Regions from separate parts of the Homo sapiens genome. Here region 1 is linked to region 2. Evidence: chromatin contacts called from ENCODE Hi-C or POLR2A ChIA-PET data. All regions are on one chromosome and are shown on one strand. The core of a region is the stretch at or near the end of the contact, and the rest is flanking DNA. Distances in the headings are between cores, read along the strand shown. Region 1 holds the start of GSTK1 (glutathione S-transferase kappa 1). Region 2 has its middle 38 kb from the start of PRSS2.

What was found. A loop is a pair of places that touch in the nucleus more often than their neighbours do. ChIA-PET counts read pairs that join two places held with the same protein, here RNA polymerase II (POLR2A). Pooled maps may share reads with other maps.
Region 1: a loop to region 2 is called in a map with no recorded cell type, with 6 times the contacts of the local background. The contact joins the promoter of GSTK1 here to the enhancer-like site in region 2. A Hi-C loop is called at or near these places in 3 of 168 maps with a recorded cell type or tissue (CD8-positive, alpha-beta T cell and naive thymus-derived CD4-positive, alpha-beta T cell), 3 of 37 single-sample maps with no recorded cell type and 9 of 50 pooled maps. POLR2A ChIA-PET finds 5 or more read pairs at or near these places in 9 of 52 experiments (CD4-positive, alpha-beta T cell, CD4-positive, alpha-beta memory T cell, H1 and 5 more).

What each region holds. Positions count from the first base shown.
Region 1 is chr7:143,262,142-143,266,197 of GRCh38, reverse strand. GSTK1 (glutathione S-transferase kappa 1) reads right to left here and starts at 2,757. Exons shown (of 8, transcript NM_015917.3): 1 at 2,613-2,757; 2 at 2,031-2,112; 3 at 1,522-1,650; 4 at 1,106-1,206; 5 at 902-937. The coding sequence starts at 2,684. The region is part of intron 2 of TMEM139-AS1 (TMEM139 antisense RNA 1); the gene reads left to right. It overlaps LOC105375546 (a long non-coding RNA gene), which reads right to left. Exons shown (of 3, transcript XR_007060569.1): 3 at 2,991-3,050. RefSeq lists enhancers at 2,510-2,729, 2,548-2,842 and a silencer at 2,870-2,939.
Region 2 is chr7:142,806,238-142,810,863 of GRCh38, reverse strand. It overlaps TRB. Among named protein-coding and RNA genes, the nearest start is that of PRSS2, 38 kb to the right of the region's middle. RefSeq lists a cis regulatory region at 1,263-2,154 and an enhancer at 1,276-2,475. Within about 2 kb of position 1,928, at least 10 of the 41 ENCODE cell types and tissues checked have a DNase peak (open chromatin) inside an H3K27ac peak, as active enhancers do; they include CD4-positive, alpha-beta T cell and CD8-positive, alpha-beta T cell, where a contact is called at or near this core.

The DNA of each region.
Region 1 (4,056 bases), core at 1,508-4,007, 450 kb before region 2:
TTAGCCAGACATGGTAGTGTGTGCCTGTAGTCCCAGCTACTCAGGAGACTGAGGTGGGAAGATTGCTTGAGTCCAGGAGGCAAAGGGTACAGTGGGTCGAGGTCACACCACTGCACTCCAGCCTGGGCGACAGAGCCAGACCGTGTCTCAAAAAAAAAAAAAAAAAAAAAAAAAGCATGGAAAATGATTAAATATGAAGTAAAAAAGCAAGCTAAAAATTACACATGTACTTTGCAGGAGTATAGACTGTAGAAGATATATTTGCCATTCCTTATACGTTTAACTTTTGTGTGATTTGCCACTTTATATATTAAATTTGAATAGGTCTCAACTATTTTTTTTTGTAAACCAGAGGAATAATACTGTTTTGAATTTCCTAATTTAATCCTGAAGACAAACTTACTTTTATACCCCCATCCATGGCTCACTGGTCAATGTTTTGAGCTATTTCCATTTGTTCTCACTCAGGCTCCTATATAACCCTGGCATTAGTTATCTCTTTTCGTCTTTTTAAAGCCTCTTGGAACAAGTCTCCTGCCTTCCACTCTGGATGTGTTGGTGAGGTTTGTGTTGGAGTTTGTGGAGACTTGTGAATACTATATCCCTCCCCATCCAGGGGTTCCAACACTGAGCATCTTTCTCTCACTGACATCTTTCAGCAAATAAATTCTTCCCATATATTGTCCCTTTTGCACTTCCCCTTTCAACCTTGAGATATCCTTTTGAGGATCCTTAGTTCCAACTTTTCAGTAGTTTGTGCCCTGAATCACAGACATCCTTTCTTCCCCAGTAATTATAACCTTTTCCATGCAATAAGAGACCTATTGTCTTCTTTACCCCCAAACGCCAACTGTTCTCAGATTCTCTATGAGTGCAGTTGGGGTGGAGCCAGGACACTCACCGCCAGGATGCTCTGCGGCTCGGTGATGTCTTCATTCTGGGAAGAAGAGAAGACAGCAGGAAGGCGGTGCGGGGAGAGGGGTGTGACTGGGAGGACAGTAGATCCCCCGGGCGGGGGCAGGATCATGACCCTGAAAACGTGCCTGGGGAAGGTCAGAAAGTCATCCAAGGTCCTCCCAGAGGATTCCCAGAGCCCCACACTCACCCTTGACCAGACGCGCATCCACAGCTCCCGGGACGCTTTCTCCAGCATCTCTGGATGCTCCAAGTTCACGGCGGTGAGGAAACGCATGGCAGACAAACTTCCTGTGGGGCAGAGGCACCCAGAGGCAGGGCTCCTCTTGCTGCTTTCCTGGTGGAGGACTAGCTCTTCCTTGCTTCTGACATCCCCCAGAGCTCCTCCGCCCTCAGCCTCTCACCCAAGGTTCCCATGACCTATTTGCCTGCTCTTCTTCCCTTTCATGCCCGGCAACCTTCAGCTCGCTCAAGGCTGATCCTGAGGTTTCCCAAGGCAGGCTTCACTTGCTTTAGTCTCCCGCAGCCCCTCCATCCTATCAATCCCTCAATCTCCGACTTCTGTGTTTTTCACTGGATACCCTGTCTACATCCCACTCTCTTCACCTTTTTCAAGCATCACAGACAAGAAATCCTTGGGGAAGTGGATGGGAATCTGGAGATGGTGTCTCAGGAGCTTTAAGTCATTTGCCATGTATAGTCCTTTGCGGGGAAGCAGACCTGGAGGCTTGTTTCCTGCCAGGAGAAGGTTGGGCACGCTAAGTGAGAAAAGACCTAAGGGTCCCAGGTTTGGGGACCTCGACGTGGGTTTTGGGCAGAGGGCAGCTTCCTTTTTTTTCTCTTGTTGTTTCGCTCTTGTTGCCCAGGCTGGAGTGCAATGGTGCGATCTCAGCTCACCGCAACCTCCGCCTCCTGGGTTCAAGCGATTCTCCCGCCTCAGCCTCCCGAGTAGCTGTGGTATACAGGCATGCACTACCACGCCCGGCTAATTTTGTATTTTTAGTAGAGACGGGGCAGAGGGCAGCTTTCTGGCTGCCAGTGCCAATATAAGGACCCGCTGGGGTCGGCTCTCTTGGGCCACTGAGATCACCCCTGCCCCGACCCTCCCTTCCTACCACTGTCTTTCATGATCCCTGTTATGAGGCTGGGCCGCAACTGCAGGTTGATGTTCCAGATATTCTGATACCGGCACAGGATCTGCGGGCAGAGGTCAAGAACGATTGCCAGTGTGCAAGATGGAAAAGTGAAAGAGCCGAGGGAAAGGGAAGGGAGGCGCTAAGTGCAGAGCAGGGGTTATGCGGACACCCTACATTGTTTGGTTTGAAATTGGCAAAACTCTCCTCACTACTAGAAATCTATTCCAGGATCTTCGCTCCTGTGGCCAGTTTTCCCCAAAACTGCCATCGTTGGGCTAAGAGGTGGCCGTGTTCTGCATTTCTCCCTGAATGTTTGGAGCCGCCCCTCTTTCCACCACCGTGGGAAACTGCAGTCGGGATATAAAGGCTCGGGTTGGAGCCAGCGACTCTATTCCGTTTAAAAGCACAAAGTGACCTTCAGCCCCGGAGCTCTCCCTGCTTGCCTTAACCCCTTGGGCGGCGCCAGGAGTTACACGAGACCTCTGTCCCGGAGCCCTGCGCTCACTCTTCCCTCCGCCCTCACTCCCCAGACACTGCCGAGGCGACCCCTCCCAGCGTCACCTCGAAGCCCAGCCAGGAGTAGGGGGACAGCACGTCATAGAAGAGCTCCACGGTGCGCGGCAGGGGCCCCATGCTGCAGGCTCCGGAAGAGCAGTGGCAGCAGGAGCTCCTTTTCCCGGAACCCGGCAGAGGCTGCCCAGCTTCTGGGCCTGCCTGGGACCGCCCACCGCCTTAGCGCGCAGCCTCAGAGAGAAACTGCCCTGGTAGAGGTCCACCTCCGGCGCAGCGGGGCAGGGCCAGCCTACGGCCCCCAGCCAGGGGCGGGGTGGGTAGGGACCCCTTGGGGAGCGCGCAGGTGTGGACAAGGGGCGCTGCAATCGCCTTTGCAAAAATTTTAACAGTGAGAAAATTACGAAGGTGAAACAGATCTGAACTCACCAACTCCATCGTGCCTTTAACCTCCAAACTGCCCTTGGTCATTCCTGAGCATGGGACGAGCTAATATAGGGAGAAATTTAGTTTATAGTTTAAATGATAATAGCCCTTCCCCAAACTAAACCAGTTTTATAAAACTAATAAAAGTCCACAAGTTTAGGATTATGAGAGGGGCCTGAATTCTGCTAAGATGTAGGCATTAACAATTACCAGACATTGTTCCAGAGGTCACAAGCTCTGCAACTTCCCCAATTATTCCTGTAAATAACCACTTTTGTAGAACCTAAGACTGGCCTTTGAAGATACCTTCTCAGACTTTTCCATTTCTAATGACAGGATGACTCCACCTGGACCAGTGACTCCTCTGTGGCCCGCATCCAAATGCAACTCGGTGCACTGAGGACGGTTTTCCACACCCCTGTGATTGCATCCCCAACCAATTAGCAGCACCCATTCTCTAGCCCCTTGCCCATCAAACTATCATTAAAAAACTCTAGCCGGCGGGCATGGTGGCTCACGCCTGTAATCCCAGCACTTTGGGAGGCTGAGGTGGGTGGATCACTTGAGGTCAGGAGTTCAAGACCACTCTGGCCCACATGGTGAAACCCTGTCTCTACTAAAAATGCAAAAATTAGCCGGGCATGGTGGCATGTGCCTGTAATCCCAGTTACTCGGGGGGCTGAGTCAGGAGAATTGCTTGAATCCGGGAGGCAGAGGTTGCAGTGAGCCGAGATCATGCCACTGCACTCCAGCCTGGGTGACATAGCAAGACTCCCTCTCAAAAGAAAAACAAAAACAAAAACAAAAAAACCCACAAAGTCCCCTAGCCTCTGCCTCCGAATTTTGGGAGGCTAATTTGAGTAATAATAAAACTCTGGTCTCCTGTTTAGCTGGCTCTATGTGTATTAAACTCTTTCTCTATTGCAATTCCCTTGTCTTGATAAATTAGCCCCATCTGGGTAATGGGCAAGATGAACCCATTGGGCTGGTGTCAGGGTGACTGTCCTGCTCTGCAGTGGAGTCTTGTGGGAAGGGGGTAGTTTGAGATGCCTGCAGTGCCTTTCACTTA
Region 2 (4,626 bases), core at 679-3,178:
ATTATTTTCCGCTCCTTAAGCTTACAAGATTATTTTCATTACAACTTACCCAAGAGGAAGACTTAGTTAAAAAATTTCAAATCATAAACTACAAGTATGTAATAAATATTAATATTTAAAATGCTAAACATGCTTGGATGGCAAAACCATGAAACTTGAACCCTATGCTGTGCCTATTCAGATGCTGATTCTGTAGGGGCTTTATACAGCTTCAGAATCCTCATTAATAGAGAAATGTCTCAGGCAATCACCACTAGTCAAGTAGAATTAGTAGAGACTTGAGGCAGATTTTTCCTTCCTGTAATATACTGCAAAAATTCTGGAAAACTTCACAAAGGACATAAAATTGTAGCTAAGTTTAGCTCTTTAGGAGGCTAATAGTTATATAAGCAAAATGACATTGCAAGCAGGAGAGTCAGTTTGTGTAGAAATGTGCAGGTCTATGTGAATATTGTAAGTTTTAGAGAATCTGAAGAAAAAAAGTCCTGATCATTGCACAGAGCATCCTAGAGACAGGTGAGCATTGAAGGAGAGGCTTGAAAGCCACCTAAATTCAGCAGAACAAATTAACATCCTCCATGTTATCTGCTCTTATTCATGCAAGACTGTTCATTCCCATAACTGTTTCCATACCATCTAGGACTCAGAAATCCACAGTCATTATAATTCCAGGGGACAAAGGAAAGCAGTTTAGGATGACCGATCCTGTTCAGACATGCTGTCTCTTGCCAATAATTCATCAAACTCACTTGCCCCTTTAATCAGATGAGGCTGTCTCTTTTCTAGGAGAGCTTCCAGGATTTGCATCTGATTTTGCAGATGTGCAGGATGACTATTTCCATATATCTCCTTCCCTGGCCAGTTGCACATGGAAGATTCAGGGCCACATGCTGGTGGCCAGAGGCACTCTCCCCAAGATGCTTCTCATAGATCTCAGCCACCCATGGGACTTATAAGGAGATACCCTTGTGCCTCTAAATAGATCTCAGCCACCCATGGGACTTATAGGGAGTCACCCTGGGGCCTCTGGACAGCTTGAGTAAGATGAAGAATGCCCGGGGTTGGGAAGCTGGTAATACTAAAATTAGGCGACTTCTTATTTTTGCCCAGGATTCAGTGGTTTGGGATAAGAATGCTACAATCCCTTGAGCTCCTGCAGAGCAGGCTTGACCTATTATATACCTGGTAATTTCCCACTACTTACTTTGGGGGTTTCTGCCTCTCTAGTTTTTCATTCTGTCTTGCATTATGTTCTTCTAAGATGTGTTAGAAAATATTCATCACACAGACCTTACAGGCTTTAGCAACTACAGGAAAAAACTACGAGGAGCCAGTCAATGCAGTGCACAAACACTGGCTCAGACATCCAGGGACTGTCCGTTTTGCAGTCTGTTGGTTATCTAGGGCTACCTCTCCTGTGACTCATCAGCACCTCTCATTACATGAGTGGAAGGAAGTGGGAGGATACATGTGGAGGGAGGTGGAAGGGAGTTTGGGGGGCAGGTGGGAAGAGAGAGTTGCCTGAGTGATGTGGGACCAGAAGGGATCCCAACTGGGTCAGAGCAGTTATTGCAGCTGTTTTTCATTCTCCACTATCTTCATGGTGCCCACTGTGGCCTTTGATCTTGTGCATAACCTCCAGCAGGTGTAAAGATGTGTTGGGGGAGGGGAGGCCTGCACATGGATCTGGGATACCTAGATTCCCCTCTAGAGACCCTGCCCCTCCCCTCTGAAGTTCTATTTCTACTGCCAGGATGCTAACCAGGGGCCCAGGTAGAAAGAGCAGCATAGGAGGGGGTTGGGTGCCGGATGCGGTGAGTGTGGTTCTCATGATGCTCTGAAGGTGGGTGGGTGGAGGGAGCAACTTTCACAGGCACCCCAGATGCAGGACCCAGTAAATGTCAAACCACATCCTGTTGTGACTGTAAGAGATGGAGCTAGGGCAGGTGGCTGCTGTGGCTTGGTGCTGATGTGACTCAGAGATAAACAGCCCGGCAGCCAGCACTGGGCTCAGAACCCCCATTCCTACCCCAGTTGTCAGCTATTACCTAAAAGACCCCGATTTACATCTCATTACTTCCCACCTTTTGATTCAGGGCCACTCTCCTTTTTAACACAATTTTCTTGTCATTCATGGCCCTAGACCTTTTTGATGGAGGAGGGCCAGGGAACAGGTGTCAGGGCTCCAGTTGACTCTTGCTAACTGTGGGACTCCAGTGCCAGTGCTGTCCTCTTCCACCATCAGACTGTCTGAGACTATGTCACAGATATGTATGATTTGAGGCCAGGAAGAGCTTAGCTTCTCTGAGTTCCCATTCTCTTGGTACTTCAGAGACTGCAGGCTTTGAATCAGAGAATCTGAAGAGCAGAGTTTGAAGATTCTTAGAGATCACTTTACCCAATGTCCTCATATCACAGAGGAGGACATATAAGCCCAGAGAATAAAAATGAGTTGTTCAGAGCCATGCAGCTGGGGCCAGAGGAGGACCAGAAGCTAATTCTCTGTGTTTTAGCAGCTCCTGGACTTCAGACAAGGCTTGGGGAATGTGGGGTCTCTGTTGAGCTGTGATCTTGCTATGAATTTCATGAATCACTCTTATAGTAATGAATCAGGCAAGATGATCATATCTGAGATGGCATGAGGATAGAAGGATAAATATAATGAATCACAAAATTAGAATCCTGCAGAATCTTAATAGGTTGGAGAGATAAGCTGAATAAACATGATAAACATTCTCTCTCTCCCTCCTCCCCCACCAAACAGAGAAAACCATCTATATGAACACAGGAAGGGGAATATGTGAAAGAAGGATATGTGAAAAAACACCCAGGGGGTGAGTCAAAGTGAGCTCTGTGAGTCAACGGGATGGTGAGCGTACAAAAAGTAGATAAATTGTCCTAATGGAACCAACTAACGTATAAGATGTTGAGAAAGAGGAGGCAAAGTTCCCCCTTTACTCTTTGTAGGTCAGAACCCACCTGGTGCTGGGTCAGGTCCTGTACAACACATTTTTTAAAAGATAGAGGGATAAAAACAAACTTTAATGTTTTCAGAAGGGAGTGATTGGGCTATGGAAAGTAGGACGTGCTCAAAACTGTGCCCTATAATAACAAAATTGAGAAAACTGAAAATGTTTTGCCTGAAAAAAATCTTCAGGTTGGTAGTAGTTATAATAACACCTAATACTTACTGATATTGTTCTAAAAGCTTTACATGTTGTGTGGGTTAAATGAGATAAAACGATCTTATGAAGTTGGGCTTGTAATTGAGCTCATTTTACAGCAAGGAAAACTGAGTCTCAGAGGTGATCACTTGCCCAGGGTCACATAGTTGATAAATGACAGAACTAAGGCTTAAACCCAGGTCTCTGCATTACAACATCTTCTTTGCTACGATAATGTTTTCATCCATCCACTACATGCTTTTTTTCCATTCCAAAAACTCAAGTTTTAAAGTTTCTAATGATTCTGTCTCGCATAGATTTATGGGTTCTTGCCAGAATATGGGCACTCTGTTGCATGTAGACACCTGAGAGGGCTTTTGGGGGGACTATAGGGTCCCAGAGATAAGTGAATAGCAACTGTAGGTTGGCAAAAAGGAGCTGAGAATTAGCTTTACATGTTGTGTGGATTAAATGCTCATATTCACAGAGGGCAGTTGAGATCAGTTGCAGAGCAAGCTGATAAAAATCCTTTGGAAATAGTCACAGGTGTAGGCTCATTTTCAGATCCTTTTTGCTGACCTACAGAAGCCATTCACTCATTTTTGGGGCCCCATATTCCCCAAGAAGCCCTCTCAGGAGTCCACCAGCAGCAGAGATAAAGACTATGGATAGAGATGGGAGAGAAAGGCATGTAGTTGAGTCTATAGGAGAGGGGGATGGCGAATAGAAAATATCATGTCTGTTGGAGGGAGATGATTCATAAGTTCTGCCACAATAAAAAAAATAAAAGGACAGGCAGAGATGTAGGGATGTTAAGGAACCCAGGAACTTCAAATTCACAAACACAGACAGCAAGAAAAGGAAGGCTTCCAGATAGGAGGAAAGAACATTCAACCCTAGAATAAGGCAGGGAATATGTTGTGTTTGAGTCTAGGTGGGTTGGGTAGTCTTAGGTTATGGGGTCCCAAGCCTCAGAAATCAGCTTTTTGGGAGCCATGGGAGTTTGCCACAAGCAATGGAAATGAACTGTGATTAAAACTGTTGGCCATGCTTCATGCCATTCTATACTATGAGTCTTCTTATATAGCATAGGGGAGTTTCTAGGACATGGTAAAAGTGAACCTGGTGATGAGTCTGAGATGTCAGTAGAGAAGCAGAAAATGGATTCACTCATGGGTCCATGGCAAAGCTGAGTTCACCTCTGGGTTTTAGCCATTCCCGTGATCTCCACCAGCATCTCCCAACACCCCTAAATGAAAATATGGCTAGACATCTTTGCTCAGTGTTACCTGAGGAAGAAGCAAAAACTCATTTTTGTTTTCACTATGCAGCTTCAACAGAGGTCTCAAAGCACCAATATTCCATTCCCACATTCATTTATAACCAGAGAAACCTCACAAAGATTCTCCTATATAGGACATTTGGGGCTGTGTGTCACACAGACTGTTAGGGGCTGATATCA